Linked DNA regions of Homo sapiens: region 2 is linked to region 1. Evidence: chromatin loops called from intact Hi-C (ENCODE). Cell type or tissue: OCI-LY7. All regions are shown on one strand. Each heading gives the region's core, and the rest is flanking DNA. Links, peaks and the distances in the headings are about the cores only. Region 1 has its middle 12 kb from the start of SNORA75B. Region 2 overlaps FAM184B (family with sequence similarity 184 member B).

What was found. Hi-C counts contacts between places; a loop is a spot of excess contacts. Peaks named below come from ENCODE experiments on the same cell type or tissue, not always from the same donor. Only the 100,000 strongest peaks of a DNase experiment are listed, where the experiment ranks them.
Region 2: it touches region 1 in a loop (2.8-fold over the local background); 1 of 110 quality-filtered maps calls a loop at or near these places.

Annotation. Positions count from the first base shown.
Region 1 is chr4:17,331,262-17,334,178 of GRCh38, reverse strand. No RefSeq gene overlaps it. Among named protein-coding and RNA genes, the nearest start is that of SNORA75B, 12 kb to the right of the region's middle. In OCI-LY7, for the core only: a CTCF peak has its summit at 1,472; no DNase peak of the experiment used is centred there.
Region 2 is chr4:17,663,459-17,666,375 of GRCh38, reverse strand. FAM184B (family with sequence similarity 184 member B) reads left to right here. Exons shown (of 18, transcript NM_015688.2): 8 at 1,717-1,814. Among named protein-coding and RNA genes, the nearest start is that of MED28, 50 kb to the right of the region's middle. In OCI-LY7, for the core only: a CTCF peak has its summit at 1,450; DNase peaks (open chromatin) are centred at 345 and 1,375; H3K4me3 peaks cover 1,487 bases; H3K27ac peaks cover 1,783 bases.

The sequences.
Region 1 (2,917 bases), core at 329-2,828:
TGCACAGGTGCAGTCAGAGGCAAGGGGAAGAGAGCACGGTGCAGGTCGGAGCCATGGGTCTGAATGGAAAGCAGAGTCTGAGGCAGGATGGAGGGAAATGGGGCAATGAGGTAGGGAGGGCTCCAGGCACCAAGAGCCCGGCATATCAAGGCAGGAATTGGGACCTTGCCTTTAGAGCAGTGAGAAATCATGAAAGTGCCTTGAAAACTACCAATTATTCTAGAAATGTGAATAAATGTGACTAACACTTTTTGCTGTATGCTGGACATTTGTACTTAGTAAAAGGAATTATTTGCAAGAAATATAATTTTGGCACTAGAAGGAAAATATGAATGCTTTGGTATTGCTAAAATTACTTTTTTGAGCCAGCCCGACATTAAATTTGAAAAGAAAAATATTTAAGAAGAATGACTGAAAATGAGCCCCATCTCCTGGTAGGAGAGAAAATGCGGGAAGGCTGACTAGCAGAATGGCAGTTGTGGTTCTGTTCAAATAGGACAGGGGCACCAGGACAGTGACTATCCCCAGGAGATCTCCAAGGAGATCAAAGCAAGGAGTAAGGTAGGGCCCCAGCCTGGAGAAGCACAGGGCCCTAGACAGGGCAACTGGACAGTTAGGAAGAGAGATTCAAGCTCAAGCCTCATCGTTGGGCTGGATCAAGGTGCCAGGCTGGGGTTGCTGGTCCCCAGTGATTACTTAGCCTCCTCTATGCAGATAGCAAGGCTTCCATTGTTTATGGACACGACTGTTCACCCACTTAGCCAGACTAGGGCACTAGAAATGAAGCGTTACTAAAACCTTCTCCCTTCTCTCTCACACCCTACCTCTTGTTGCTTGCGAAGTTTTGTTGATTTTACTTCTGTTCACTCATCCCCATTCCCTACTACACTGTGTGGTTCGGCACCTTTGGCTCTCATGTGGACATAGTTCTCTTCTCCTAGCTGGACCTCACTCCTCCAGTCACTCTATGGCTCCAATACATCCTCCATGTAGCAGCCGAAATGCCCTTTCTAAAACACCAGGAGTCTGTCTCTCCAGTTTATTCTTCACCCCATGGCTTCTGCCCTCTCTTTACTCCAAGCTCCCACCAGTACTCCCAATATAGCCTGTGACGCAGACACCACAGCCCACCTCATTCCCTGAGAGGCGTGCTCCTTTACACACCTGTGCCCATTACCCATTCTGTCGCCTCCGCCAAGACCTCAACTCATCTTCAGGACTGGCTCCAGTGTCTCGTTTTGCAGGAATTCTGTGCTCCATCAAAGCCACAGTCTATTTATGGGCCATTGCTCCCACTGGACAGTGGGTTACCAGGAGGGCAGGGGTCCCTTCATGACGTTATCCTTAGCATCCAGCCAAGCGCCTGACCTATGATGACGACTCAGTGAACAATGGATGAATAAAGGGTGTATATTTACTTTCTAACAGGGGCCTTTACAGTCCCAACTTTAACATATGACTGTGGTAGGATGTCAAGGTCTAAAGCACACTAGGGGGAGATCTCCCTCCACTCTCCTGGCATCATGCTTTCTAAATTGATTCTTCAGTGCTAGTGTACAGAACTGTGCTGTCCACTCTAGAAGCCACTGGCTGCACGTGGCTATGAAACCCTTGAAACATAGCCACTCTAAAATGTAGCTAATTCTTTAAGTGTAAGGTGTACCTCATTTTTTTTTTTTTTTTTTTTTTGAGACGAGTCTTGCTGTGTCTCCCAGGCTGGAGTGTAATGGCCTGTTGTCAGCTCACTGCAACTTCTACCTCCTGGGTTCAAGCGATTCTTGTGCCTCAGACTTTTGAGTAGCTGGGATTACAGGCATGTACCACCAAGCCTGGCTAATTTTTGTATTTTTAGTAGAGACGGGGTTTTGCTACTTTGGCCAGGCTGGTCTTGAACTTCTGACCTCGAGTGGTCTGCCCGCCTCAGCTTCCCAAAGTGCTGGGATTACAGGTGTGAGCCACCACGCCCAGCCAGGATGTACCTCACATTTTAAAGACTTAGTACAAAAGAAACAATGAAAATATCTCATGAATAATTTTTATATTGAGCTCACATTCAAATGATAATATTTTGGTATATTGGGTTAAATAAAATACATTATTAAAATTAACTTCACCTGTTTCTTTAGACTTTAAAAAGTATGACTGCTAGACAATTTAAAATTACCTGCGTGGCTTGCATTCTTCTATTCCTGTGGGACATCACTGTTACAGAGACTTCCCTTTCAAGAGCAAATATTTAAATTGTTACAATAACATTTTTTCCCACTAGTTATAAATGTTTTTGTTCATTGTAAAGCATTTTGAAAGTGTAATGATCAAAAATAGAAATCTTCAGTGGTAACATCTCTCTGAGATAGGCAGATACGCATTTTGGGGATATTTTCTTTCATTATCCTTTCATATAGAAAACAAAACTGCAATCACACTACATAGCCTCTTGAGCATGAAGCTTTTTCCACTTGCAATTGTATTGTAAATATTTCACCATGTTATTAAATATTGTTAGACAAAATGATTTTGATGGGTACAGAGCATTCTGGTAGAGGTTCAGTTTCAGGGTACCAAATGTCGTTCCTCTTCTCTGAGTTTTTGACCAGTGGAGTGTACACCTAGATATCAACAGCCAATGATGAATGAAGACTTGCTTTATTAAGTGATATTTGGGCAGGCTCCCAACAACCCATCTTTCATCACCTGGTGTGACATGCATTGGAGAACATAGCTTAGATCTGAATCTGAATCTTGAGGCCTTCATGGTGTGTGTGTGTGTGTGTGTGTGAGAGAGAGAGAGAGAGAAAGAAAGAGAGCGAGAGATAGTGAGTGAGAGCACACTATTTTGTAACTGGCCACATTAATGGGCACCATAGTTAAGGCCCCAGTGGGAAAAACCAACGTGATAGATGAGCCTCTGCCTTCA
Region 2 (2,917 bases), core at 253-2,752, 330 kb before region 1:
GCTGAAATTGCGCCACTGCACATCAGCCTGGGTGACAGAGTGAGACTCCATCTCAAAAAAAAAAAAAAAAGAATTCCAGGGAATAAACTTGAGTGTTGAGTGTTCCTTAGGTACCTAATACTGTTCTAAGGACTTTACATTGTATCAGCTCATTTAATCCTCATGAAAACCTAAGTAATTTTCCCAAGGTCACATCGTTAATAAGTAAAAGATCTGGCATTTAAACACAGGTCGTCTGGTAGCAGAGCCTAAGCTTTAAGCCAGGGATGAGCTGCTGGTTGCAGTGAGTGAAGTGAGGGAGCAAAGAATGCAAATATCAGAGGGAAGAGGGAACAGCCAGTGCAAAGCCCTGAGCCAGGTGCATGCTTGTTGTTTGGAGGAGTAAAACCAAGAGTTTGGTTCTGCACATGTGGTAGTTTGAGAAGCAGGAGAGGAGGAGGCTTCAGCAGAGAAGACTAAGAAGCAGCAACTGGGGGGCGGGGGGAGGAGAAAGCCCAGGAATGAAGGCTGCACAAAGGAAGGAATCATCAATATTTCCAGTTCTGCTGGGAGTCCCCGTTAGTGCAGACCCAAGAATCGACCATTGGATTTGGCAATGTGGAGGTCTTCATTGGTCTTGACATTGATGGCCTTTTATAGATAATACAGTATGTGGAAAGGCAATAAAAGCAGTTTTGTTCCAGATCAAGGGTGGATGGGAGCCCAAGGCCCTACCCTCCAGCCTCAGCTCTGCCCCTTCCTACCCCTGAGACACCTCCCAGGATCCCTGGAACACAGTTTCACTACAGATATAAGCCAGCCCCTTTGTTTCACAGTTGATGAAACTCAGGTCCAAAAAAGGGAAGAAGCTGGCTCAAGGCCATACAACTAGTTAATGAAAAGCACAGGTTACAATTATCACTATTTCGTGAGACAAATCTGTTCCTACCCTGTCTTATACTGTTTTCATGGACAGTGTGGTTATGACAAATAGAAAAATCAAAATAACAAGGTCTTTTTCACCTGTGTATCTCTGTGGGAAGGAGAGAATGATAACATGAGCAAATTCAACTCAGAAAATATTCAGAAGCCTCATTGTTAACTAATCGTTCCCATATTCTTCTCCCATACCCCATTTCTGGTCATTCAGCAAGTTCCATGTTTTCTGATTCTACATAATGGGACACAGCAGACTACAAACTCTTAAACGGATATAATAGTAACACCATTCACTCACACTTACTGACCACTAGCCATGAGCCAGCATTGTTCTCAGGTCCTCACAACAGCCCCGTGCAGCAGGCTTAACAAGGAAACAAGGACCTCTCTCTGAGGGTTATGCATGGAACCATACCAGGAAGTGGTCAAGAGTTCAGTCCCCAGGGTCCTATTATCCGGTTGCATATTTCATTTCCACTCCTCCCTGATGGTGGCACCCTAGCCAGGTTACTTCCCCTCTTTATGCTTTAGTTTTGTCAGCAGTGTGAAATGCTTCATAGACTGAAAAACAGGATACAGGGCTCAGGGCTGGCATTAATCATAGTAAGCCAGGCACTGTTCTAGTCACGTCATCATCACAAGCCTTGGCATCCCCTGCAAGCAGGGCACCGATAGTGGGTTGCTGGGGGCTCCCTCTTCTCTGCTCTCTGATTTGAATAAGCCACAGGTTGAATCATGAAGCTGTACTTAAGCTCATCTTGCCTTTTTTTTTTTTTTCTTTTTCTTTTTTGGCCTTAGGATCCATGCTTGAAGCTGGATGAAACTTCGCCGAGAGGAGAGGAGTATCAAGATAAGTTAGCAGCTGAAGAAGGAACCAGCAGTGATGAAGAAGAAAGGTACAGGAGGACATGCAGACTTCTGAGTGCTCCATTGAATGAGGACTCAGATGTGGAAGGATTCATCCATTCATTCATTCTATCCTCAAGTATTTATCACTGCTCCTTGCAGCATGCTTGGGGAGGCAACAAGCATATCTTGTATGTCTTCAGCACAGCTATGGGCTTCACATAAACTGTGTTACTTAATTGTTACAACAACCCAGAGAAGCCATTTTTTAGCTTAAGAACCTGGAGCTCAAAGAAGTTAGCAAACCTTTCCAAGATTCAAACTTGCACTGGTCCAAAACCTCTGCCCCTATGTTTCCAAGTGTTCTTTAATTAGGGGGTATAAGGAAGCTTTGTGATCCTGAGGAAATCCCCACCTATACCACCTATGTCAGTCAGCTATTGCTGCTCTAACAAACACCCCCAAATATCAAAGATTTAGCTCATAGATGAGCTACCCTTATGATTGGCTCTATCAGGCTCTGCGGGTATATTAGGTCGTTTCCACACCGCTATAAAGAATCCCCCAAGACTGGGTAATTTATAAAGGAAAGAGGTTTAATTGACTCACAATTCTGCTTGGCTGGGGAGGTCTCAGGAAACTTACAATCATGCCAGAAGGGGAAGCAGGCATATCTTACATGGCGGCAGGTGAGAGAAAAGTGTGTAGAAGGAAATGACAAACACTTATAAAACCATCAGATTTCATGAAAACTCACTCACTATCACAAGAACAGCATGGGGGAAACGGCCCCCATGATCCAATCACCTCCCACAAAGTCCCACCCTCAACACGTGGGGATTATGGGGATTACAACTCAAGATGAGATTTGGGTGGGGGCAAAAAACCTAACCATATCAGCAGGACTTACATGAGCTTGACTCCTGGGTGAGGGTCAGGTGTTATTGCTCTGTCACAAACTACAGTTTGTGTGTGTGTGTGTGTGTGTGTGTGTGTTGTGAATGGGATTGTGTTCCTGATTTGGCTCTCAGCTTGAATGTTGCTGGTGTATAGGAATGTTAGTGATTTTTGCACATCAATTTTGTATCTTGAGACTTTGCTGAAGTTGTTTATCAGCATAAGGAGATTTTGGGCATAGAAAACTATGGGTTTT